4 separate regions of the Homo sapiens genome follow, and regions 1, 2 and 3 are each linked to region 4. The links are chromatin contacts, found by Hi-C or POLR2A ChIA-PET in ENCODE. All regions are on one chromosome and are shown on one strand. The core of a region is the stretch at or near the end of the contact, and the rest is flanking DNA. Distances in the headings are between cores, read along the strand shown.

Evidence for each region. A loop is a pair of places that touch in the nucleus more often than their neighbours do. ChIA-PET counts read pairs that join two places held with the same protein, here RNA polymerase II (POLR2A). Pooled maps may share reads with other maps.
Region 1: a map of naive thymus-derived CD4-positive, alpha-beta T cell shows a loop between it and region 4 (5-fold over the local background). The contact joins the promoter of VKORC1L1 here to the promoter of RABGEF1 in region 4. A Hi-C loop is called at or near these places in 1 of 168 maps with a recorded cell type or tissue (naive thymus-derived CD4-positive, alpha-beta T cell), 3 of 37 single-sample maps with no recorded cell type and 12 of 50 pooled maps. POLR2A ChIA-PET finds 5 or more read pairs at or near these places in 3 of 52 experiments (AG04450, CD8-positive, alpha-beta memory T cell and H1).
Region 2: a map of naive thymus-derived CD4-positive, alpha-beta T cell shows a loop between it and region 4 (15-fold over the local background). The contact joins the promoter of LINC03006 here to the promoter of RABGEF1 in region 4. A Hi-C loop is called at or near these places in 1 of 168 maps with a recorded cell type or tissue (naive thymus-derived CD4-positive, alpha-beta T cell) and 7 of 50 pooled maps. POLR2A ChIA-PET finds 5 or more read pairs at or near these places in 2 of 52 experiments (GM10248 and activated CD8-positive, alpha-beta memory T cell).
Region 3: a map of CD4-positive, alpha-beta T cell shows a loop between it and region 4 (6-fold over the local background). The contact joins the promoter of GUSB here to the promoter of RABGEF1 in region 4. A Hi-C loop is called at or near these places in 1 of 168 maps with a recorded cell type or tissue (CD4-positive, alpha-beta T cell) and 10 of 50 pooled maps. POLR2A ChIA-PET finds 5 or more read pairs at or near these places in 2 of 52 experiments (GM12878 and activated T-cell).

Annotation. Positions count from the first base shown.
Region 1 is chr7:65,870,733-65,876,718 of GRCh38, reverse strand. VKORC1L1 (vitamin K epoxide reductase complex subunit 1L1) reads right to left here and starts at 3,645. Exons shown (of 3, transcript NM_173517.6): 1 at 3,154-3,645. The coding sequence starts at 3,347. RefSeq lists enhancers at 2,144-2,695, 3,247-3,798 and silencers at 2,864-2,933, 3,481-3,660, 3,374-3,873, 3,894-3,953.
Region 2 is chr7:65,766,760-65,772,927 of GRCh38, reverse strand. LINC03006 (long intergenic non-protein coding RNA 3006) reads left to right here and starts at 2,118. Exons shown (of 8, transcript NR_038378.4): 1 at 2,118-2,461. RefSeq lists enhancers at 1,967-2,216, 2,463-3,085, 3,086-3,709.
Region 3 is chr7:65,980,711-65,986,799 of GRCh38, reverse strand. GUSB (glucuronidase beta) reads left to right here and starts at 4,587. Exons shown (of 12, transcript NM_000181.4): 1 at 4,587-4,826. The coding sequence starts at 4,617. RefSeq lists enhancers at 4,412-4,541, 5,998-6,089.
Region 4 is chr7:66,736,803-66,742,892 of GRCh38, reverse strand. RABGEF1 (RAB guanine nucleotide exchange factor 1) reads right to left here and starts at 2,160. Exons shown (of 9, transcript NM_014504.3): 1 at 2,101-2,160. RefSeq lists silencers at 1,937-2,076, 2,097-2,366 and enhancers at 1,817-2,483, 2,497-2,546.

The sequences.
Region 1 (5,986 bases), core at 2,396-4,895, 870 kb after region 4:
ACCATGAAGATAAGGCCACAAGCCTAAGAACTGGGAGAGGTGGAAGCCCACCCAGATCCCTTAGATTTGAGCTCAGTGTACCAAACCAAGGGGGCAGGGACTGCTAACTGAATGTTAGCTGGCAGGCTGGTGCAGGTTTGCAGCAGAGTTTTCACCGATTTATGGGAAAATGGGAAAAAGTAAGGACACGAAAGTAAACTTTTTTTTTTTTTTTTTAAAGACAGAGTCTCGTTCTGTCACACAGGCTGGAGTGCAATGGCGCGATCTTGGCTTACTGCAACCTCTGCATCCCAGGTTCAAGTGATTCTCCTGCCTCAGCCTCCCGAGTAGCTGGGATTACAGGTGCATGCTACCACGCCCAGCTTGTTTTGTATTTTTAGTAGAGACGGGGTTTCAGCATGTTGGCCAGGCTGGTCTGAAAGTAAACTTTTCCATATAGCTAAATGATTCCATTTAAAAATATTTTATTCTGAGAGATTCTGTTCTTTCAAATTGTTTGAATGGAAATATCCTTTTGTTAAATGAAATGATGGTGACAGGAGATAGTGGTGTGTTATTGTTTTTACTGGCTGTACATGGTAGAATTGAAAAATCAGCATTTCTATTGTAGCCTACTAATTTCGGTGAAATATTTCTTTAGAAATATAAAATCTGGAACTTTCCATCATTATGCCTCCCCAAAATAATAGAGGACTTTACACACAGATAACACCTGCCTCTCAAGATTCTCTCATTAATCTCTACCTTACCGTGTTTGGATTAAGACACAGGGCTTGCGAAATGAGAATAAAGTGAGTTTGAGCAATCCAAAACCACGTGCTGACTCTGGATCCTGGAAGATGATTTTCTTCAGAATCTTTGTCTGTTAACTTTCCTCTGGGCTCAAACTTTCTTTTCCTAAAAGAGTCACATATTTGAGTACTACTGCTACATGGCAATCACCACTCAAAAAAAACTAACTTGAGGTGTCCAATAATCAGCTTTCATTTAAAGTCTGTTTCAGGCTAGGCGCGGTGGCTCACGTCTGTAATCCCAGCACTTTGGGAGGCCGAGGAGGGCGGATCACGAGGTCAGGAGATCGAGACCATCCTGGCTAACATGGTGAAACCCCGTCTCTACCAAAAATACAAAAAATTAGCAGGGCGTTGTGGCGGGCGCCTGTAGTCCCAGCTACTCAGGAGGCTGAGGCAGGAGAATGGAGTGAACCCGGGAGGTGGAGGTTGCAGTGAGTCGAGATCGCACCACTGCACTCCAGCCTGTGTGACAGAGCAAGACTCCGTCTCAGAAAAAAAAAGAAAAGTGTCTTTCAGCTTGACAAAATAAAAACTTTCAATGATGTTTTGTCTACACACTTCCAAAAGAAAATGAGTCTATATATGTACATATATGTGATTATATATGTATATATACATATGTGATTTTGATCAGCCTGCATATAAACTACCTGCAAAACAAGTTGATTTGTAAATTCATTTATTAAATGGGTAGTTTATAAGCTACTTGATTTTTGCAAGTAGTTTATAAACAGGCTGATCAAATTGAACAAATTTCTTAATTTCACTGTATACATGGCAAATAAGTTATCTACTCTTCTTATTAGCAAATCTTATTTTTACCTACCCTCCTTTGGCAAGCATCTAAGTTAAACTATTTTATGTCCACAGCTACACAATGAAACATCACTTTCAGTCACAACATATTAAATTCACATTTAAAACTATAAAGAGATCCAGTTACCTTTAGTCTTACATGTACTTATACATACTTTTAATATACTACTTGATGTTTTATGCACAAACATGCAGCTCTTGCAGGATATAACTATGAGAATATTTAGAGTGTATGCTAAATACACTTTTTTAAAGACAAGTCAATTTTTAAAAATTATTTATTTATATTTTATTTATTTATTTGAGATGGAGTCTCATTCTGTTGCCCAGGCTGGGGTGCAATGGTGTGGTCTTGGCTCACTGCAACCTCTGCCTCCCAGGTTCAAGCAATTCTCCTGCCTCAGCCTCCCGAGTAGCTGGGACTATAGGCACATGCCACCACACCCAGCTAATTTTTGTATTTTTGGTAGAGACGGGGTTTCACCATGTTGGCCAGGCTGGTCTTGAACTCCTGACCTCATGATCCACCCGCCTCGGCCTCCCAAAGTGCTGGGATTACAGGCGTGAGCCACTGTGCCCGGCCAAGAAAAGTCAATTTTAAGCACTTAAGCAGGCCAGGCGCGGTGGCTCATGCTTGATTCCCAGCACTTTGGAAGGCAGAGGTGGGTGGATTACCTGAGGTCAGGAGTTCGAGACCAGCCTGACCAATATGCTGGTCTCGAATATGCTAATAGGCAACAACGTTTAAAAGTCATTCCAATGCCTAAAACACCACCATATACATAACATACTTGTCCTTTACTCCAATGAAGCTTAAACTAGACCCAAACTCAGACCATTTCCTTCTCCTGGCACACTGAAACATACGAGAGGGAATCCAAGAAATCAGATATGTTAAGTGCGGGTATCTTCTTCCACAGTAGGGTCAAATTCGTGTTTGCCAGCAAATGTCACCGTCCCAGTTAAGTCTGCAAATTCTCACTAGCGCTGGAGTACAAAGAGGCCTGACCACGGAAACACCTGTCCTAGCACCAGGAAGACAGTGGGAAAGGCAACCCCCCTGTCTCCGCGCCGGCCCCAAAGCCTCGGCTGCAGCGATCGGGGGGACAAGAGGTTGCCGCTGGTCTCAAGGGTGCGGTGGACAAGGTCCCACACCCCCGGCCCGCCTCCCGAGAACCAGGAAACCTGTCAAGCCAGCCTGGACCCACCCTCCGCAGCCCCCTCGCGCTCCTGCACAGCCGGGCCCCAGCCCGCCCGACCGCTCCGCGTCCGCCCCGGCCTCCCGGCTGCACTCTGCCACCTCATCCCTCCCCGGCTGCCTCGCGGCCCCGCCACCTCCGCCCCGCGGCCTGGGCTCAGGCCGCCCCCCGGGCAGGAGCGCCCCGCCGCCGCCCCCCGCCTGGCCCCGACCCGACCCCGTCAGTTCCCCAGCGGCCCGGTCCCCGCCGCCCCCAGGCCTGAGCTCCCGCCGCGCGCTCCCCACCCCGAGACTCCACCCTCGCCCCGCTCGGCCGCTCCTGGCCCACTCCCCCAAGCCGGCTACCTGGAGGCAAGGGCGGCGGAGCACTTCACCCAGGGCCCCAGGTCGCAGAGGGCCCGGTGCTCGGGGTCCCGCTCCTTCTCCCGCTCCACGTGGTAGGCGTAGATGGAGAGCAGGATTCCGGCAGCGCACACTGCATACCGGGCCACCCGCTCCCACCGCGGCACCGACACTCTTAGCAGGACGGGAGCCGCCATCTTCCCGCCGCCGCCGCCGCCGCCTCCCTCCGCCTCCACCTCAGCCGCCGCCGCCCGTCGGGGCCCGACCCAGCCGCCACCGCCGCCACCGCCGCCTCCGCCGCCGCCGCCACCACCGCCGCCGCCGCCGCCGCGCCCCATTGGCTCGGTGGCCTGCTCCGGGCCCCGCCCCCACAGGCGCGCGGCCCAACCGCCCCAAAAGGAGTGAGGCGGACGGGGCGGGGAAGGCGCGCGCGGGCGCGGAGGGAGGGGGTGGAGTGCGCAACGGCCGAAGAGGCCGGATCGGCGGGCGGAGACTGAGGCGGCGTGGCGCTGCGCCGCGCGGCCGGTCGCGCGCGAGGGGTGGAGCCCGGGGGAGAAAGGGGTGGGGCAGGGGTGGGGATGGGCGGGGCAGGGGTGGGGAGGGGCGGAGCCAGAGAGGGGCGGGGCCGAGCGGGCCAGTGCGGGAGGGACTTAAAGGAGCGGTCTAACTAGCACATTGCAAGGATGCCACTGTGGGTGACTGGGCGAACCCTCGGCCCCTCCCTCTGGGGATGGCAATCAATTGCCATCCTTTTTCCCTTTTTCGTTGTATATTTCTGACCCAATCCAAATCAACCCTGGCCAATGCTTGGAGCTCCAGAGACCCACACCTATGACCTGATCTTCCCACCACCACCTTCGGTTAGACCTGTGCAAAACTTTTTTTTTAATGTGCAAAACTATGTTTTAAATTTAAAAACTATTTTTAAAAAATGATTTATGGACCGGGTACAGTGGCTTACACCCGTAATCCCAACACTTTGGGAGGCCGAGGCAGGTGGATCACTTGAGGTCAGGAGTTCGAGACCAGCCTGGCCTACATGGCGTAACCGCGTCTCTACTAAAAATACAAAAAACAAACAAAAACAAATTAGCCCGGTGTCGTGGTGGGCGCCTGTAATCCCAGCTACTCGGGAGACTGAGGCATGAGAATTGCCGGAACCCGGGAGGTGGAGGTTGCAGTGAGCCAAGATCGTGCCACTGCACTCCAGCCTGGGCGATAGAGTAAGAGTCTCAAAAAAAAAAAGAGAGATTTACGAATGCCTTGCTTTTCCGTAAGCTGAATTTGAAGTTGCTTACCATAACTCATATAATATAGAAAAATAAAGATGAGCTAATACAATCAGGACGAAGAAAAAGAAAAGTCAGAATAAAATGAAAGGCCAGGAATAAGAACACAGATAAGCAGGCCATAGGGGCTTACATAGTTATTAAAATTGCATCATAAATTTGGCTCTGAGCTTCCTGGTGGCCAAAACTAAAAGGAAAACAGATGTATGTGCTTTTTCTCACTGTCTTTAAGAAGAAACACAGGGTTCTTGGAGATTTTCAGTGTTTCCCTGGTTGCAGCTTTCAATTTTTCAGGGGCTTTATATAGTGATTTTGAATAATAAGCAATATCCTTGTATTCGTTATCTATTGTTGGGTAAAAATCACCCCAAATTTAGCAGTTAATAAACAATAAACTTTTTTTTCCCTCACAGTTTCCACGGGCTAGGAATCTGGGTGAGGTTAGCTGTGTCCTCTGGCTCAGGCTCTCATGAGGATACAATCAAGCTGTCAGCCAGGGCTGCAGCTCTCTCAAGGCTTCAGAATCCTCTTTCAAACTCACTTCCACTGCTGCTGGCAGGCCTGAGGTCCTCTCTGGCTGTTGGCTGGAGACATCATTTCCTGTCCACTTGCACCTCTTGGTAAGAAGCGGCAGGCTTACCCCAGGGAGAGGGAGGAGAAAGAGGAAGAGACAGAAAAAGAAAATGAGAGTGAGATCACAGTCCTTTTTTGAAACCTAATCCCAGAAGTGACATCCCATCACTTTTACGAAGTCTATTGCTACTTAGAAAATAGTCTCTAGGTCCAGCCAGTCATGGTGGCTCACACCTGTAATCCCAGAATTTTGGGAGGCCGAGGTGGGTAGAGCACCTGAGGTCAGGAGTTCGAGACCAGCTGACCAACATGGTGAAACCCCGTCTCTACTAAAAATACAAAAATTAGCCGGATGCGGTGGCACATGCCTGTAAACCCAGCTACTTGGGAAGCTGAGGCATGAGAATCACTTGAACCTGGGAGGTGGAGGTTGCAGTGAGCCAAGCTCACACCATTGCACTCCAGCCTGGCTTACAAGGAAAAACTCCATCTCAAAAAAAGAAGAAAAAAAAGAAAGAAAGAAAGAAAAAGAAAATAGTCCCTAGGTCCAGCCCATGCTCAGAGGGAGAGGATTACACAGGACATGAATATGAGGAAGCTATCTACCACAGTCCTCAAAAACATCCTTGCTCTGCCCAGGTGGGGTGGCTCACAACACTTTGAGAGGCTGAGGCAGGAGGATTGCTTGAGGCCAGCAGTTCAAGACCAGCCTGAGCAACATAGGGAGCCCTGGTCTCTGCAAAAATATATACAAAATTAGCAAGGTGTGGTGCATGCCTGTTGTTCCAGCTACTTGGGAGGACTGACTGAGCCCAGAGGGCTTGGGGCAGGGGTGTGGATTGAGGCTGCAATGAGCCAACGTTGCCCCACTGCACTCCAGCCTGGATGACAGAATGACACACTGATTAAGAAACAAAAACAAAAAACAAAAACCTCACTCTACATCCCTAATGATTTTAATAAATCTAAGTAGA
Region 2 (6,168 bases), core at 869-3,368, 970 kb after region 4:
TGAGGTGGCCGGATCACCTGAGGTAGGGAGTTCAAGACCAGCCTGACCAACATGGAGAAACCCTGTCTCTACTAAAAATACAAAGTTAGCCAGGCGTGGTGGCACATGCCTGTAATCCCAGCTACTAGGGAGGCTGAGGCAGGAGAATCGCTTGAACCCGGGAGGTGGAGGTTGCAGTAAGCCGAGATGGCGACATTGCACTCTAGCCTGGGCAACAAGAGCGAACTCCGTCTCAAAAACAAAAACAAAAAGATATTAGCCAGATATGGTGGCGCCTGTAATCCCAGTTATTCAGGAAGCTGAGGCAGGAGAATCGCTTGAACCCAGGAGGCGGTAGTTATGGTGAGCAGAGATCATGCCACTGCACTCCAGCCCAGGTAACAGAGCAAGACCCTGTCTCAAAAAAAATAGGGCTACATTATTTATGAAACAGATACTGTTGACTCAGTCACCAGAAAGCGAAGGTCGCCAACATCAGACAAATTCACTGGAGGACCTATGTATGTGCTTTGAAAGACAACACTGTTTTGGTAAAGAATACTGTATTTCAGAAAAACATAATCATATTAACAACTAATAACACTGTAAAATGCTGATGTGTTGAATGCTACTTTAGAAAAACATGTTCAAGTCTAGGAAAAAGATTTCCGATAGAAAACTACGTATCAATTACCTAGCTAGCTAGCTATCTAGAGACAAGGTTTCATTCTATTGCTCAGGATGGAGAGCAGTGGGATGACCATAGCTCACTGCAGCCTTCAGCTCCTGGCCTCAAGTTATCCTCCTGCCTCAGACTCTTAAGTAGTGGGGCCACAGGTGGACACAGGTACACCTGGCTTTTTTTGTTTGTTTTTTATAAACAGGGTTTCACTACATGGCCCAGGCTGGTCTCAAGCTCTGGAGTCTTGCTCTGTCGCCCAGACTGGGGTGCAGTGATGCTTCTCGGCTCACTGCAACCTCCGCCTCCTGGGTTCAAGAGACTCTCCTGTCTTAGCCTCCTGAGTAGCTGGGACTACAGGCATGCACCACCACGCCCGGCTAATTTTGTATTTTTAGTAGAGATGGGGTTTCTCCATGTTGGTCAGGCTGGTCTTGAACTCCCAACCTCAGGTGATCGGCCCGCCTCAGCTTCCCAAAGTGCTGAGATTACAGGTGTGAGCCACCGCGCCCAGCCTAATTTTTGTATTTTTTTGTAGAGACTGGGTTTCACCATATTGGCAAGGATGGTCTCAAACTCCTGACCTCAGGTGATCCACCCGCCTCGGCCTCCCAAAGTGTTGGGATTACAGGCGTGAGCCACCGCACTTTCTTATGTTATTAAATAGCCTAGCCCAGGAGGGTACGGTGGCTCACGCCTGTAATCCCAACAACTCTAAAGGCCAAGGTGAGAAGATCGCTTGAACCCAGGAGTTCGAGACCGGCCCGGGCAACATAGCAAGACCCCCCCCATCTCTACGGAAGATACAAAAATTAGGCCAAGCGTGCACCGCGCCTGGCTAATCTTTGTATCTTTCGTAGAGACGGGGTTGCGTCATGTTGTCCAGGCGCATCTCGAACTCCTGAACCCAAGCCATCCTCCTGCCTCGGCCTCCCAAAGTGCCGGGATAGCACGGCCCAGGGAGCCTCATGTGTTCTTTAAGCAGTCCCTCCCGGTTGTACACTTGGATAGTTTTCTTTTTTATTTTTTTATACAGGGTTTACCTCAGTCTCGCAGGCAGGAGTGCTGTGGTGAGATCACAGCTCATTGGAGCCTTGAATCTTGGGGTTCAAGTAGCTGGGAGGCTGAGGTTGGACTACAGAGGTGGGGTTGCGCCATATTGCTAGGCTGCTCTTGGCCTGAAGGAATCCTCCTTCCTGGGCCGTGCCCGGACACATAGTTTTCCATTTTTGACCGACATAAATACTGTGCTGGGTGGGAGTTTGTCAACTACCCCTTTCCAGCCAGCAACACACAGGAACTGGCGGGGAGGTCGCGGTTACCAGGCTCCACTCTGAGAAGACTGCCCAGCTCCAGGAACTGTACAGCCCTTGTGACGTGGCAGAAGGCCCGCCCCTGTGACGTCACCGAAGGCGCCCCCAAGATGTCGCAAAGGCCCGCCCCTCACGCAGAGCCAATCGGAACTCCAGGTGCTGGGTCTTCCAGGAGCGCGCCTGCGCGGGAGGGTGACCACAGGCGGCCGGGCGGGATGTCCTGTCCGCAGTCTTCAGCCCAGCCGCCGCCACCCATAAGCTATGAGGAGGAGTTTACGACCACCTGGACTACTACCACCTGCGTGACTTCCCGGCCTGCGGGGTCCGCGCAGCAAAGGCTTGACGCTGCTGGAGCAGGCGCTGCGCACCTACTGGCTGGCGCCTGGTAGGCACGAGCGCAGGGTCGCCCAGAAGCTCCTCAATGGCCTGAGCAAGTACCAGCCAGCGCCAGCTGCAGCCCTGGCCGCGCACTCGCCTCAGCTGAGCCTGGGTATGTGCACCCCCCAACACTTCCCCCAGCCATGTTCCGGGGACCTCGAGAGCGTCCCCCACCGCCCGGTGCCATTCGTGCTGGGCAGGGTCGGCCCCCTTTGAGGCTGCCCCGCGTTAGGGAGCTGCACCGCACCCCCCCAGCTTGACCTCTGACTGCCGTTGCAATAGTATTAAAGCCTTTGGAACTTTGTAGGTGGGTAGAAGGGGCTAGGAAACGAAGAAAACATCTTTTTAAAAATTTATATAAGGGACTGGCCGGGTGCGGTGGCTCACACCTGTAATCCCAGCACTTTAGGAGGCCGAGTGGGTGGATCACCAGGTCAGGAGTTGAAGACCAGCCTGGCCAGCATGGTGAAACCCCGTCTCTACTAAAAATACAAAAATTAGCTAGGGGTGGTGGCGGGCGCCTGTAATCCCAGCTACTCGGGAGGCTGAGGCAGAGAATTGCTTGAACCCGGGAGGTGGAGGTTGCAGTGAGCCGAGACCGCGCCATTGCACTCCAGCCTGGGCAACAAGAGCAAAACTCTGTCTCTAAATAAATAAATAAGATTTTCAAGGCGAGGCATGGTGGGTCACACCTAAATAAGTAAATAAATAAATAAAATGGATTTTCGGCTGGGCATGGTGGCTCACGCCTGTAATCCCAGCACTTTGGGAGGCCGAGGCGGGCGGTTCACGAGGTCAGGAGATCGAGACCATCCTGGCTAACACGGTGAAACCCCGTCTCTACTGAAAATACAAAAAAAAAAAAAAAATTACCCAGGCGTGATGGCGCGCGCCTGTAGTCCCAGCTACTGGGAAGGCTGAGGCAGGAGAATGGCGTGAACCCGGGAGGCATAGTTTGCAATGAGCCAAGACTGTGCCACTGCACTTCAGCCTGGGTGACAGTGAGACTCCGTCTCAAAAAAATAAATAAATTATAAAAAATGAAATAAAATGGATTTTCAAGGCCAGGCATAGTGGGTCACACCTATAATCCCAGCACTTTGGGAGGCCAAGGCAGAAGGATTGCTTGAGCCCAGGAGTTCGAGACCAGCCTGGGCAACAGGGCAAAACCCTGTCTCTATCAAAAGCACAAAATAACCTGGGCATTATAGTGCACACCTGTAGTCCGAGCTACTCAGGAGGCTGAGATGGGAGGATGGTTTGAGCCCGGGAGGCAGAGGCTGTATTGAGCTGAGATCATACCACTGAACTTCAGCCTGGGTGACGAGCCAGACCCTGTCTCAAAAAATAATAATAATAATAAAAATAAATTCATATAGTTTGGTATGGTTTAGTAAGTTTTAGCAGGCAGATTGTCAGGGTAAGATGGATTGTTATATATACATTTATATATATAATATGTATATTTATATACTTATTTATTTTAGCAGAGATAGGGTCTCCCTATGTTGCCAGGCTGGTCTTAGACTCCTGAGCTCAAGCAATCCTGCCTCGGGTTCCTAAAGGAAGCTCACGTTGCAGGTGTGAGCCACCACACCTGGCCTATAAGGGGAATTTAAGGGACTCTCTACTATGATGTCCCTTCTCCCAATCCCTTTCCGCATGTAGAAGAGGGTTCTGTTGAGTGACTGGCATTTGCTTATATTTCTCAGTGCTATGCCCAGTGTAATGGAAAATGCACAGACTGGCTCAAGAGCCCAGGGATTTCAGTTCCAGGCCAAGCTCATCCACTGACTGACAGAGTCAGTCAAACTTGTTTGGATTTCAGATTCTTCATCTGAATAACGTAGATAACACTTATCCCATAGTACACTGCAAAGATGACACGTGACAGTGAAAAAGTTAGTTTCCCTTTAAATGTTAAGAATTAGGCCAGGCGCAGTGGCTCACACCTGTAACCCCAACACTTTGGGAGGCCGAGGCAAGTGGATCACAAAGTCAGGAGTTTGAGACCAGCCTGGCCAATATGGTGAAACCCCGTCTCTACTAAAAATACAAAAATTAGGTGGGTGTGGTGGCAGGCGCCTCTAATCCCAGCTACTTGGGAGGCTGAGGCAAGAGAGTCACTTGAACCCGGGAGGCGGAGGTTGCAGTGAGCGAAATTGCGCCATTGCACTCCAGCGCCTGGGTGACAGAGTGAGACTCAGTCTAAAAAAAAGAAAGGAAAAAAGAATGAGATTAGAGAGGGCCTTCATTCCTCCTGGAAGAACATCTGATGTACCTGAAATCTTTGTTGGTGACAGGAAATGTGTCGATAGCATAGGGTTTCACTGTCGCCTCCCACACAGGGCCTTCACCATCTCTGCCATCTGGAGAATTTGTTCCCATCAGGAATCTCCCACCTGGCAGTGGGACCATGCTAGTAGCCTGTCCATTTCCTGCAGATAAAAAGGAGAGATATCGGTAATACATGCATATATATAAAACAAGTGGTAATATTTGGATCGTATGCAATACTCATGATGGTATGACAAAACAAAACAAAAAATGTGGAGGCTTAAAAATCTGGCTTTAAATTCCTTTTGCATTTTGTTTGCCTTCACATTCTTGTTCTGCCACTTAGTTTGATGGGAAACCTTAGGCAAATTTCTTAATCTGAGATTCAATTTCTTTTCTTTTTTCTTTTTTTTTTTTGTGACAGGATCTCACTCTGTCACCCAGGCTGGAGTGCAGTCATGCAGTCTTGGCTCACTACAGCCTCTGCCCCCGTGGGCTCAAGCAATCCTCCCACCTCAGCCTCCTGAGTAGCTGGGACCACAAGTGTGCACCACCACGCCTGGCTAATTTTTGTATTTTTTGTAGAGATGGGGTTTTGTTATGTTGCCCAGGCTGGTCTCAAACTCCTGAGATCAAGTGATCCTTCCACCTCAGCCTCCCAAAGTGCTGGAATTACAGGTGTGAGCCAACACGCCCGGCTGAGATTCAGTTTCTTCATCTGAAAAATGAGGATACCTATGGACAACTGTAGCTTGTTCATAAAAGAAAAATAAGTATGAAAAATGGGGATAATATCTCACTATCTCTTAGGTAGTAGCTGTATCAATTAAAGTAACACGGAACCAGGTGCAATGGCTCAGAGACAGGGTGCAGAAGCTAAGGCAGGAGGATTGCTTGAGCCCAGGAGTTCAAGGTTGCGGTGAGCTATGATCATGTCACTGCACTCCAGCCTGGGTGACAGAGTGAGACCCTGTCTCAAAAAATAAAAAATAAAAAGATAGTAATAAAATAGCATGGGTGAAATGTTGCGCACATGATAGATTTGCACTTACCTCTTTCTTCCTCTACACAAACCCTTGCCCCAGCTAGGCGAATTTAGACACTCTACCCTAAAATACATCTAGCACTTTCTACCCATCCTTCTGCTCATGCTGTTTCTCTGCCTCTTCCTCTCCATTTACTGAACTCTTATCAGTTCTTGGTGATTCTCACCATTATATGCTCCAGAAGGGAAGTATATAATACATATATATTTTTGACAGTATATCCCTGGCCCCTGCCATAAATGCGCAATGATTATCGCCATATAGTTAAATGAGCACCTTTAGACTTGTTTGAATGCCTCAGAAAAATCATAGAATTAAAAAGGACCGGCCAGGCATGGTGGCTCACGTCTGGAATCCCAGCACTTTGGGAGGCAGAGGTGGGCAGATCACCTGAGGTCAAGAGTTAGAGACCAGCCTGGCCAACATGGCGAAACCCCGTCTCTATTAAAAATACAAAAATTAGGCTGGGTGCGGTGGCTCACACCTGTAATCCCAG
Region 3 (6,089 bases), core at 3,338-5,837, 760 kb after region 4:
GTAGAAATGAGGGTTTCTCCATGTTGGTCAGGCTGGTCTCAAACTCCCAACCTCAGGTGATCCACCTGCCTCAGCCTCCCAAAATGCTGGGATTACAGGCATGAGCCACCATGCCCAGACTAAAAAATGTTTTGTTTTTTTTTTGAGATGGAGTCTTGCTCCCTTCTCGCAGGCCGGAGTGCAGTGCTGTGATCTCAGCTCACTGCAACCTCCAGCTCCCAGGTTCAAGCAATTCTCCTTCCTCAGCCTCCCCATTAGCTGGGATTACAGGTGTGCACCACCACACTCGGCTAATTTTTGTATTTTTAGTGGAGATGGGCTTTTGCCATGTTGGCCAGGCTGGTCTTGAACTCCTGACCTTAGGTGATCCACCTGCCTTGGCCTCCCAAAGTGGTAGGATTACAGGTGTGAGCCACCACACCTGGCCAACAAAATGTTGTAAAAATTAGCTGGACATAGGGTCAGGCATGAAGGCTTACACCTGTAATCCCAGCACTTTGGGAGGCCGAGGCAGGCAGATCACCTGAGGTCAGGAGTTCAAGACCAGCCTGGCCAACATAGTGAAACCCCGTCTCTACTAAAAATACAAAAATTAGCCAGGCATGGTGATGCACCTGTAATTCCAGCTATTCAGGAAGCTGAGGAAGGAGAATCGCTTGAACCTGGGAGGCGGAGGTTGCAGTGAGCTGAGATTGTTCCAATGTACTCCAGCCTGGGCGACAGAGTGAGACTCCGTCTCAAAAAAAAAATACATAAATAAAAATTTTTTTAAAAATTAGCTGGGTGTGATGGCATGTGTCTGTAGTCCCAGCTACTTGGGAGGCTAAGGCAGGAGGATCACCTGAGCCCAGGTGGTCGAGGCTACAGTAAACTGTGATGCAGCCTGGGTGCAAGACACTTTCTCAAGAAAAAAAAGCCTTTGCCAGGTGGTATGGCAGAGTGATTCAGAGTGACAGCATAAACACTTGGAAACAGATTGATTAGGTCAGATTCCCAGTTCTGCATCTTACTAGCTCTGTGGTGTTAGAAAAGTTACTGAACCTTCATGTGTCTCAGTTTCCACATTTGAGAAATGGTAGTAATAATAGTACCTATCCTGTGGTTTGGTTATGGTTTGTTTGGCCCCACCAAGTGTTGTGTTGAAATTTGATTCCCCACTGGGCCCAGTGGCTCACGCCTGTAATCCCAGCACTTTGGGAGGCCAAGGCAGGCGAATCACCTGAGGTCAGGAGTTTGAGACCAGCCTCAACATGAACAAACCCCATTTCTACTAAAAATACAAAATTAGCCGGGCATGCATGCCTGTAATCCCAGCTACTCGGGAGGCTGAGGCAGGAGAATTGCTTGAAACTGGGACGCGAAGGTTGTGATGAGCCAAGATGGCACCATTGCACTCCAGTTGGGGCAACAAGAGCGAAACTCTGTCTCAAAAAAAAAAAAAGAAAAAGAAAAAGAAAAAGAAATTTGATTCTCAATGTTGGAAGTGGGGCCTTGTGGGAGGTGTTTAGGTCATAGGGGCAGGTCCCTCATGAATGGCATGGTGCCATTCTCGTGGCAATTAGTGATTCTCACTCTTTTTTCTTTTCTTTTCTTTTTTTAATTTTTTGAGACAGAGTCTTGCTCTGTTCCCCCAGGCTGGAGTGCAGTGGTGTGATCTTGGCTCACTGTGACCTCCACCTCCCGGGTTCAAGTGATTCTCCTGCTTCAACTTCTCTAGTAGCTGGGATTACAGGCACCTGCCACCATGCCTGGCTAAATTTTGTATTTTTAGTAGAGATGGTGTTTTACCTTGTTGGCCAGACTGGTCTTGAACTCCTGACCTCAGGTGATCTGCCCGCCTCAGCCTCCCAAAGTGCTGGGATTATAGGCGTGAGCCACTGCCCCTGGCCTGAATTACTGATTTTTACATACTGTATAAACGTCTGCATCCTACTTTTTCTTACTTTTGTTAAATTTGGCCTAAAGCTGCCTCATAAACAGTGAACTGTATTCTAATTTAAGCATGTCAAGATTTCACTAATGAAATATAAAAGTAAAATTTAAAAAAAGAAAATATGAAAATAAAAAAACAATGTAAACATTTGGGAGAGAGCCTTTAGGCCTTGTCAGTTCCCAGAATGTACTTATTTTCACTATGCTGGGGACTCCATTTCCAGTATTGAGGTCCATTTTCAGAAGGTGGATTTGGTGAGCATGAAAAAAGGGGGTGGGGGAGTAATCATACAAACAATTGTGTCCAGGCCAGCTTCCTAGGACATGAGGGCTCCCTCTGTATGGCAGAGGCACCTGACATCCGTAACTGTTGTGCACCCTGCGAATGACTTTATGGTCTAAGAATGTATGTTCAGAGCCCCAGCTAAGGAATCAGGAGTGGCAAGATCCTGGAAGGATGCCAATCTATGAAACCCTGAGTCAAGAGGTCAAGCTGGGCACTTGTTTTCCTTTTTCTTTTTTTTTGTAGGAGTTTCACTCTTGTTGCCCAGGCTGGAGTACAATGGCGTGATCTCGGCTCACTGCAATCTCTGGTTCAGGCGATTCTCTCACCTCAGCCTTCCCGAGTAGCTGGGATTACAGACATGTGCCACCATGCCCAGCTAAATATGGAGATGCGGTTTCTCCATATTGGTCAGGCTGGTCTCGAACTCCCAACCTCAGGTGATCTGCCTGCTTCAGCCTCCCAAAGTGCTGGGATGACAGGCGTGAGCCACCGCACCTGGCCAAGGCACTTGGTTTCTTAGATCACCCACTTGGCCCTCTTCCAAGTTGTACTTTCCTTCTTTCCTTCCTGTTCTAAAGTTTTTTAATATTTTTTTTTTTCCTGAAATGGCATCTCACTCTGTAGCCCAGGCTGGAGTGCGGTGGCGTGATCTCAGCTCACTGCAACCTCTGCCTCCTGGGTTAAAGCATTTCTCCTGCCTCAGCCTCCCAAATAGTAGGGATTACAGGTGCCTGCCACCACGCCTGGCTAATTTTTGTATTTTTAGTAGAGATGGGGTTTCTCCACGTTGGCCAGGTTGGTCTCAAACTCCTGATATCAAGTGATCCTCCCGCCTTGGCCTCCCAAAGTGCTGGAGTTTGGAGTTACAGGCCTGAACCTCTGTGCCTGGCCTGCTTTTTTTTTTAGACTGAGTCTTGCTCTCTCGCCAGGCTGTAGTGCTGTGGTGCGATCTCGGCTGACTGCAACCTCTGCCTCCCGCGTTCAATCGATTCTCCTGCCTCAGCCTCCCGAGTAGCTGGGACTACGGGCGCATGCCACCATGCCCAGCTAATTTTTTAGTAGAGATGGGGTTTCATCATATTGGCCAGGCTGGTCTCAAACCCCTGACCTCGTGATCCCCCCACCTCCGCCTCCCAAAGTGCTGGGATTACAGGTGTGAGCCACTACGCTCAGCACTGGCCTGCTTTTTAACAAGCTTTTACTACTGCTCTGCAGCTTACCTCCCTCTGGCTTTCTGCCTTATGCCCCTCAGTGCAATTCTTTCTTCTGAGGAGGCAAGAATTGAGGTTGTTGCTGATGTGTAGGGATTCACCACCCGGAACTCCACCAGTAACAGGTCGAGGATGCTAGTTGAAAATGTTATGTAAGCTGCATGCTTTTTACAAATGGTAGTGGTTCTCATGTCCAGCAATGGCCACTGCACCGTCCCTGTATGAAAGTCCCCTCCATAAATCTATGTCTCCTTTGCTGTCTCCAGATCTCCTCCTCTACCTCTCCCACACGGTGCCTTCCCTACTGGAGTAAACTGGGGTCCCGCAGGGCACCCTTTCCCTGCAATTTTTTTTTTTTTTTTGAGACAGAGTCTCGCTCTGTTGCCCAGGCTGGAGTGCAGTGGTGCGATCTCGGCTTACTGCAGCCTTTGCCTCCCGGGTTCAAGCGATTCTCCTACCTCAGCTTCCTGAGTAGCTGGGATTACAGGCACGCACCATCACGCCCCGCTAATTCTTTTTTTTTTTTTTGTATGTTTACAAAATAGGGACGGGGTTTCACTATCGTTGGCCAGGCTGGTCTCGAACTCCTGGCCTCAAGTGATCTGCCCCCCTCGGGTTCCCAAAGTGCACCTGGCCTCTCTCCCTGCATCTTTATGTGCCTGCAACACCAAGAGGGAGCTCTTGGCCCCTGGGTTAAGGTCAGGGCTCCAGAAGCCCAGGGTCAAGGCTATGGCCGCATCCCAAGGACGTGCATCCCTGCAAGAGGCTGCATCAGACAGGCATGGAAGAGGCGCCGCTGGGGCCTCCTTGAATTCCTGCTGGGAAAAGCAAGTGGAGGTGCTCCTTGAAGAAACAGGGGGATCCCACCGATCTCAGGGGTTCTGTTCTGGCCTGCGGCCCTGGATCGTCCAGCCTGGGTCGGGGTGGGGAGCAGACCTCGCCCTTATCGGCTGGGGCTGAGGGTGAGGGTCCCGTTTCCCCAAAGGCCTAGCCTGGGGTTCCAGCCACAAGCCCTACCGGGCAGCGCCCGGCCCCGCCCCTCCAGGCCTGGCACTCGTCCTCAACCAAGATGGCGCGGATGGCTTCAGGCGCATCACGACACCGGCGCGTCACGCGACCCGCCCTACGGGCACCTCCCGCGCTTTTCTTAGCGCCGCAGACGGTGGCCGAGCGGGGGACCGGGAAGCATGGCCCGGGGGTCGGCGGTTGCCTGGGCGGCGCTCGGGCCGTTGTTGTGGGGCTGCGCGCTGGGGCTGCAGGGCGGGATGCTGTACCCCCAGGAGAGCCCGTCGCGGGAGTGCAAGGAGCTGGACGGCCTCTGGAGCTTCCGCGCCGACTTCTCTGACAACCGACGCCGGGGCTTCGAGGAGCAGTGGTACCGGCGGCCGCTGTGGGAGGTGCGATCTCGGGGCAGGGCCGGGAGGCGCCCGAAAGCCCGGCGGTGGGAGTAGGGGAGCCCGGGCCCCCCGCAGACTTCTTCCCCTGGGCGTCTCCGAGCTGGGGCCCGCAGGAGGTTAAAGGTCAACGGGCTTGGGGGCGCCGGCTTGGGGGACGGGGGAACAGGAGCACCCTGGAGGGCCGGGGCGGATTAGGCAGGAGGAGAAAAGGCTCTTGCCGAGCCCTTTCCCGAGGTAAAGGCTGAGTCTGTGCAGTATCCTTCCTTTCAATATTTATTTTTAATTTTTAAAAATTTTTTTGAGACTGGGTTTGCACCTGTTTCCCAGGCTGGGGCGGAGTGGCGCCAGCCTAACTTCTGAGCTCAAGCGATTCTCCCGCCCCAGCCTTGCAATTTAGGGGGTGCCAACACGCCTGGCTAATTGAAAAAAAAAAAATTATCTGGGCTCGGTGGCTCACACCTGTAATCCCAGCACTTTGGGAGGTGGAGGCGGGCGAATCGCCTGAGGCCAGGAGTTTGAGACCAGGCTGGCCAACATAACAGGGTGAAACCTCATCTCTACTAAAAATATAAAAATTAGCCAAGTGTGGTGGTTCATGCCTGTAATCCCAGCTACTTGGGAGGCTGAGTCAGGAGAATTGCTTGAACCCGGGAGTAGAGGTTGCAGTGAGCTGAGATCAGGATGCCACTGCACTCCAACTTGGGCGACATAGTGAGACTACGTCTCCAAAAAAAAAAAAAAGGCAAAAAAACTTAAAAAAAAAAAAAAGATACAGGGTGTCACTATTTACCCAGGGTGGTCTCGAACTCCTGGCCTCAAGCCATCCTCCCACGTTGACCTCCCAAAGCGCTGATTACTGGCATGAGCCACCCACACACTCTGGCCACAGCGGCATGCACTGCACAGAGCTGGGCCCGGGGATCGGGAGAAGGTGACAGTTTAGATGTCCTGAGGTCAGCTCTGCCGAGGCAGGAAGTCCCTTGGTTTTCAAGGTTCACATAGAGGACAGGACATGACATCAGGCCCAGGACGCCACCCCTGTTCCCCTCCTGACTTGGATGTGATCTGCAGAGAAGTGGAACTGGGTGAGGTCTGGGCGGCTTTTGCCTGGTCTACATCCTCTTATTCTGACTTTGCAGCATTCAGTACAGGAGGGAAAGAGGAGGGGGCTGGGTGCCAGTGTGCACCCCACTCACAGTGTCCTAAGCAAAGCTCCCCCCATTCCTCCAACCAGCCTTCCTCCCTGTGACAGGCAGTGGCCAT
Region 4 (6,090 bases), core at 911-3,410:
GCTGATGCCTGTAATTTCAGCACTTGGGACGCTTGAGGCAGGAAGATTGCTTGAGTGCAGGAGTTTGAGATCAGCCAGGGCAACACAGCAAGACAACATCTTTACAAAATATTTAAAAATCAGCTGGGTGTGGTGGCACGCATCTGCAGTCTTAGCTACTCGGGAGGCTGAGGTGGGAGGATCACTTCAGCACAGGCAGTTGAGACTTCAGTGACTCGTGATCGTGTCACTGTACTCCAGCCTGGGTGACAAAGTGAGACCCTCTCTCTCAATAAATAAATTAATAGGCACCTCCTTGTAGTTACTGGCCTCCTCTCCTTTGATTCCCCCCTCTCCCTCACTCCACCCTGTTAGTCTGAATGTTAGTCATTCTTCAAGACACATGCAGAAAGTATTCCCTGATCCCTTCCAGGCTCCACACCCAACAGCATGGCCTAAATGCCCGGCTCCTTCCTCGGTGCTCCATCTTAGCTCACATTCCTTACCACACTGTTTTGAAAGTATCTTGACTGTCCCTTCTCCTCAACTGGCTAACTTCTAGAGAGCAGAAACATGACTGCTTGGAAGGTCATTAAAAATTCAAATCCTGAACATTTCTTAATCCTGCGGATATGAATCAGTGACTCTTAAAAGCAAAATGTTATTTATCATTAAATATTAACAATATAATCACATTTTCTTGCATCTCTGGCAAGTTTCTTGGTACAACAATTTTAAGGAACAGACTCTTAGTTTTTTTTTTGAGATAGAGTCTAGCTCTGTCGCCCAGGCTGGAGTGCAGTGGCACGATTTCGGCTCACTGCAACCTCCGCCTCCCGGGTTCATGCCATTCTCCTGCCTCAGCCTCCAGAGTAGCTGGGACTACAGGTGCCCGCCACGATGCCCGGCAAATTTTCTTTTTCTTTTTTTTTTTTATTTGTAGTAGAGACGGGGTTTCACCGTGTTAGGGAGGATGGTCTCAAGCTCCTGACGTCATGATCCGCCTGCCTTGGCCTTCCAAATGCTGGGATTACAGACGTGAGCCACCGCACCCGGCCGGAACACACTCTTTAACAGCAGTTAAAGCCGCGCAATGGCTCACGCCTATAATCCCAACACTCTGGGAGGCCGAGGCGGGAGGATCACTTAAGGCCAGGAGTTTCACACCTGCCTGGGCAACACTGTGAGATCCCATGTCGAAAAAAATAATAAATAAAAACAAAGCAGTTCTAGGTTTAGAGGGGGGAAAGCAGCTCTCCAGGCCAAAAACCAACTCCCAAGGTGCTCCGGTAAACTCGTCCTGGGAAAATTTCCTACCTAATCTCAAAGGCAAAACGAGCCCACGGGCGCCCACGACACATTTCCCAACCGCAAGGATTGGTCACCCGCGCTGAGACACCGCCAGCTGCCTATGACCTAGCCTCCAAAGCGGCAGAGTCCCTCCCTCTCTCTCCCTAAACTGCCGTGATGGGCATCCCTCGGCTCTCCTCCCAGACGGTTCGGAAGCAGGGACTTCTGCTCCTAACCCCGGCCCCGCAGCCTCGCCCTCAGCCACGGGGTGGAAGTCAGGACCACAGGCTTCAAATCCCCTCCCAACTCCGGGACACTTCTGCCCCCTAGGGTGACGTGGGATCAAGTCCCCGCGCCCCTGCCGCGGCCGGGGGCTGTGGTCTGGGTCCGAGCGTCCCATACCAGCGCTTTCCGGGGAGGTTGTGGGAGGGGCCCCGTGCGACCACAGACGCTGCTTCGGAGCCAGCGGCCTGGACGGAAGGTGGGAGCCGGGGCGAGGGGAGCCGCCGGAGAGGGAGGCGGCCAGGAAATGCTCCGCGTCAGGCCGTCGGGGCTCGGCTGGCGCTGGAGATCCCGGCAACTAGCGTCTGGGACGGAGAGGCCGCACTCTGAGGATTAAGGGAGCCGAGGGCGGCCTGGAACGGGGAAGGCGGCGCTGACGGAGACGGAATGTGGGACGAAGGACAGCGGGAGGCACCGACGCGCAACTGCCCCAGCCGCGCGGATGGCACGGACCGACCGCCCTGCCACCCCCAGCCCGAGACGCCCCGCCGCCCCGCTCCTGTAGCTGAGAGCCGAGCAGCTCTCAGCCCCAGTCCGTCCGCTCCGTACCTCGCCCGCGTCTCCGCCGGCGTCCAAACCACCGCTCGCCCGCTTCGCCCGGGTAGGTCTGGGCTCCGCGGCCAGCTCCCGCCTCACACCCACCCTCCTGCTCGCCCCGCCCCCGGCACCGCCAGCGAACGCACGTTACGCGCGGCGCGTAAACGTCACTTCCGGGGCCTTTGACTCTGGACGGGAGGAAGTGCGAGTGGATCCAAAGGGTCGAGCGGAGTGGGGTACCGCCCTGACGCCCAAGAGCAAATGGAAGAGGGCGGCCTCCGGGGTAAAGGTGGGGCGCTGGGGAGCCCCGGAGAAACCGGCGTTTCCTAGTCTGTCGCTCAGTCCCTGCTTCCGGCTTCCGACGCGCAACAGCTGGAGGGCGACGCTGGCTCCGCGGCGACTCCTGGGGCTGCGGCCGCGGTGGTAGCGCGAATGGGAGGTGGAGCGGAGCTACTGCGCCGAGGGACGCTTCAGAAACTCTGTTTCAGTCCTTCGCGGATCCTAGGATGTGACAGGTGTTCGAGTTAAAAGGTCTTAAGGCGATCGGTTGATCCAAAAGCAGCTGAATCTTTAGGAGGCCCAGGCAGGAGGATCGCTTGAGTCCAGGAGTTCGAGACCAGCCTGGGCCACAGAGCAAGGTCACCATCTCTACAAAAGAAATTTTACAAATCAGCCGGACATGATGGCGGGCACCTGTGGTCCCAACTACCAGGGAGGCTGAGGTGGGAGGATCGCTTGATAGCCCAGGAAGTTGACGGTGCAGAGATCCCTCCACTGAACTCCAGGCCGGGTGACAGCAGAGCGAGATCCTGTCTCAAAAAAAACATAACCGACATCCAGAAGTGAAATAAATTAGCCAGTGTCACAAAGTATTAATGGTTGAGTCACAAATTGAATCCTGTTTACCTGATTCTTTACGTGATTCCCATGTAAGGAATGTTAAAAACAGTAAATACTAATTCCTCTGCGTCCTGAATGCCATGTATGGCGTAACGTGCAGTCACAGCAAGAAAAAAAAGAAAATACTATGCTGTGGCTGTGAGATAGACCTGGGTTAAAATCCCAGCTTTGCTAATTGTCGCTGTAGTGTTCTTGGACAGGTTGCGTAATTTTTCAGTCTATTTTTTTTTTTTTTTTTTTTTTTTTTGAGACTCTCACTCTGTCGCCCACACTGGAGTTCAGTCGTGCGATCTCGGCTTACTGCAACCTCCGCCTCCTAGGTTCAAGCGATTCTCCCACCTCAGCCACCCAAGTAGCTGGAATTACAGGCACCCGCCACCACGCCCAGCTCATATTTTTTTTTTTGTATTTTTAGTCGAGACAGGGTTTCACCATGTTGGCCAGGCTGGTTTTGAATCCTGACCTCAAGTGATCCGCCCACCTTGGCTTCCCAAAGTGCTAGGATTATAGGTGTGAGCTACTGCGCCCGGCCCGAGTTTCTCAGTCTTTATTCATTATTGGTAAAGTAGGGATTAACTGATTCGTTTCTCAGATTCTTCCTAAGTGCCTAATGTGTGCTACGCTGAGGGTACAACAGAGTATAAAACAAAAGTAAGGCCAGGCGCAGTGGCTCACGCCTGTAATCCTAGCACTTTGGGAAGCCGAGGCGGGCAGATCACCTGAGGTCGGGAGTTCAAGACCAGCCTGACCAACATGGAGAAACCCTGTCTCTACTAAAAATACAAAATTAGCCAGGCATGGTGGCACATGCCTGCAATCCCAGCAACTTGGGAGGCTGAGGCAGGAGAATCACTTGAGCCCGGGAAGCGGAGGTTGCAGTGAGCTGAGATTGCGCCATTGCACTCCAGCTTGGGCAACGAGTGAAACTCCTCCTCAAAAAACAAAACAAAACAAAAAAACACAAAGTACCTGTGCTGAGGAGGTGGAGGAGGGAATAAACAATAATTATTTACAGTAGTACCTTGGATGGTGGTAATTGCTATTACCAAAAGACAGAATAACATTTACTTTAAAGCTCTTAACTGACTTTTGTGATTACAGAATCAGGCAACACACCATTCTATAAACCATTCTGTGAAACAGAATGAGTGTTTCTTTTTTTTTTTTTTTTTTGAGTTAGAGTCTCACTCTGTTGCCCAGGCTGGAGCACAGTGGTGCAATCTCGGCGCACTCCAGCCTCCAACTCCCTGGCTCAAGTGATCCTTCTGCCTCCACCTCCCTAGTAGCTGGGATGATAGGTGTGTGCCAGCACACCCAGCTAGTTTTTGGGGTTTTTTTGTAGAGACAAGGTTTTGCCATGTCGCCCTGGCTGGTCTCGAACTCCTGGACTCAAGCAATCTGCCCACCCCGGCCTCCAAAAGTGCTGGGATTACAGGCATGAGCCTAGACCCCTGGGCCCAGAATGAGTGTTCAATGGGCTGAGCAGAAGAGGTTGGTGCTAAAGACAGAAAAGGCCTGAGGAAAGCAGTAACAAAAACTGAATATCATTTCAAAGTTTCTTTGTGAAGGTTAAGCTAGAGAGGACTGGCCGGGCATGGTGGCTCACGCCTGTAATCCCAGCACTTTGGGAGGCCAAGGCAGGCTGATCACCTGAGGTCAGGAGTTTGAGACCAGCCTGGCCAACATGGTGAAACGCCACCTCTACTAAAAATACAAAAATTAGCCAGGTGGTGGCCTGTACCTGTAATCCCAGCTACTCTGGAGGCCGAGGTGATAGGATCACATGAGCCTGGCAGGTTGAGGCTGCAGTGAGCAGTGATCATGCCACTACACTCCAGCCTGGTTGACAGAGCAAGACCCTGTCTCAAAAAAAAAAAAAAACAAAAAAAACAAAAAACACAACCAAGAAGCTTGCAGCTTTAAAATAGACCGGAGCGGCCTCATGAGGTGACCTGAATAAAAGATGAGGGAGCCAGCTGTGCTGCTATGCAAATATCTGGGCAAGAATGTTCTAGGCACCGAGCAGCAAGAGGGAAGACCCTCCTGACACCGCTAACCTGTTTAGCAGTAGCAGGCTGGGGCACGGTGGTAGGATCATGGCTCACTGCAGACTCCAACTCCTAGGCTCAACCAATCCTCCCACCTCAGGCTCACAAGTAGCTGTGACTACAGGCAAGTGCCACCATGCCTGGCTGCTATTTTGCTGTTGTTGAGAATGTGTTTTTCCACGTTTTAGTGTTAAGTGACAGGAACAACAGAGGTTTTTTAAAAAAGACTTTCCTTGGCAAAATTAAAGGAGAACAGCACTATATCAGTCTTTCATCTTTTTTTTAATTGTTTTAAACTACTGAAAGAAGTCTGGTAACCACTGCTACACACCATGCCTCCTTCCCATGGCAAGGCTGAGCCCCGAAATCCGGATCTAAAGGTACTCTCCATATTGTTTTAGACTGCCCCCCCCTACCCAGTCTCGTATTGCGTAGGATAGCCAGGTGTGGTGGCACACGCCTGTAGTCCCAGCTATTCAGGAGGCTGAGGGGAGAAGACTACTTGAGCCAGGAGATTAAGGATGTAGTGAGCCATGATGGCCCTGGTGAAGAACAGCCACTGCATTCCACCCTGGGCAATAGAGCAAGACCCTATCTCCAAAAAAACAGCCCCCAAGAAACAAAAAAACACCTAAAAATTAAATAAATACTGTAATACCAGCATTTTGGGAGGTCAAGGTGGGAGGATTGCCTAAAGCCAGGAGCTTGAGACCAGTCTCGGCAACACAGCAAGATTCTCTCTCTCTCTCTCTCTCTCTCTCTCGCTCTCGCTCTCTCTCTCTCACTCTCTCTCTCTCTCTCTCTCCCCCCTCATATATATATAATGATGATAATATCACCCACATCAAGTAAGAGCAGTGGAAGCCCCAGTGCATCAGCACATATATATATTTGTGTGCGTGTGTGTGTACGTGTGTGTGTCTGTATACGTAGGTGTCTGTGCATGTGTGTATAATTAGATAAATAAAAATAAAACTTTGTTTTGTTTTGTTTTTTGAGATGGAGTCTCGCTCTGTCGCCCTGGCTGGAGTGCAGTGGCGCAAACTTGGCTCAC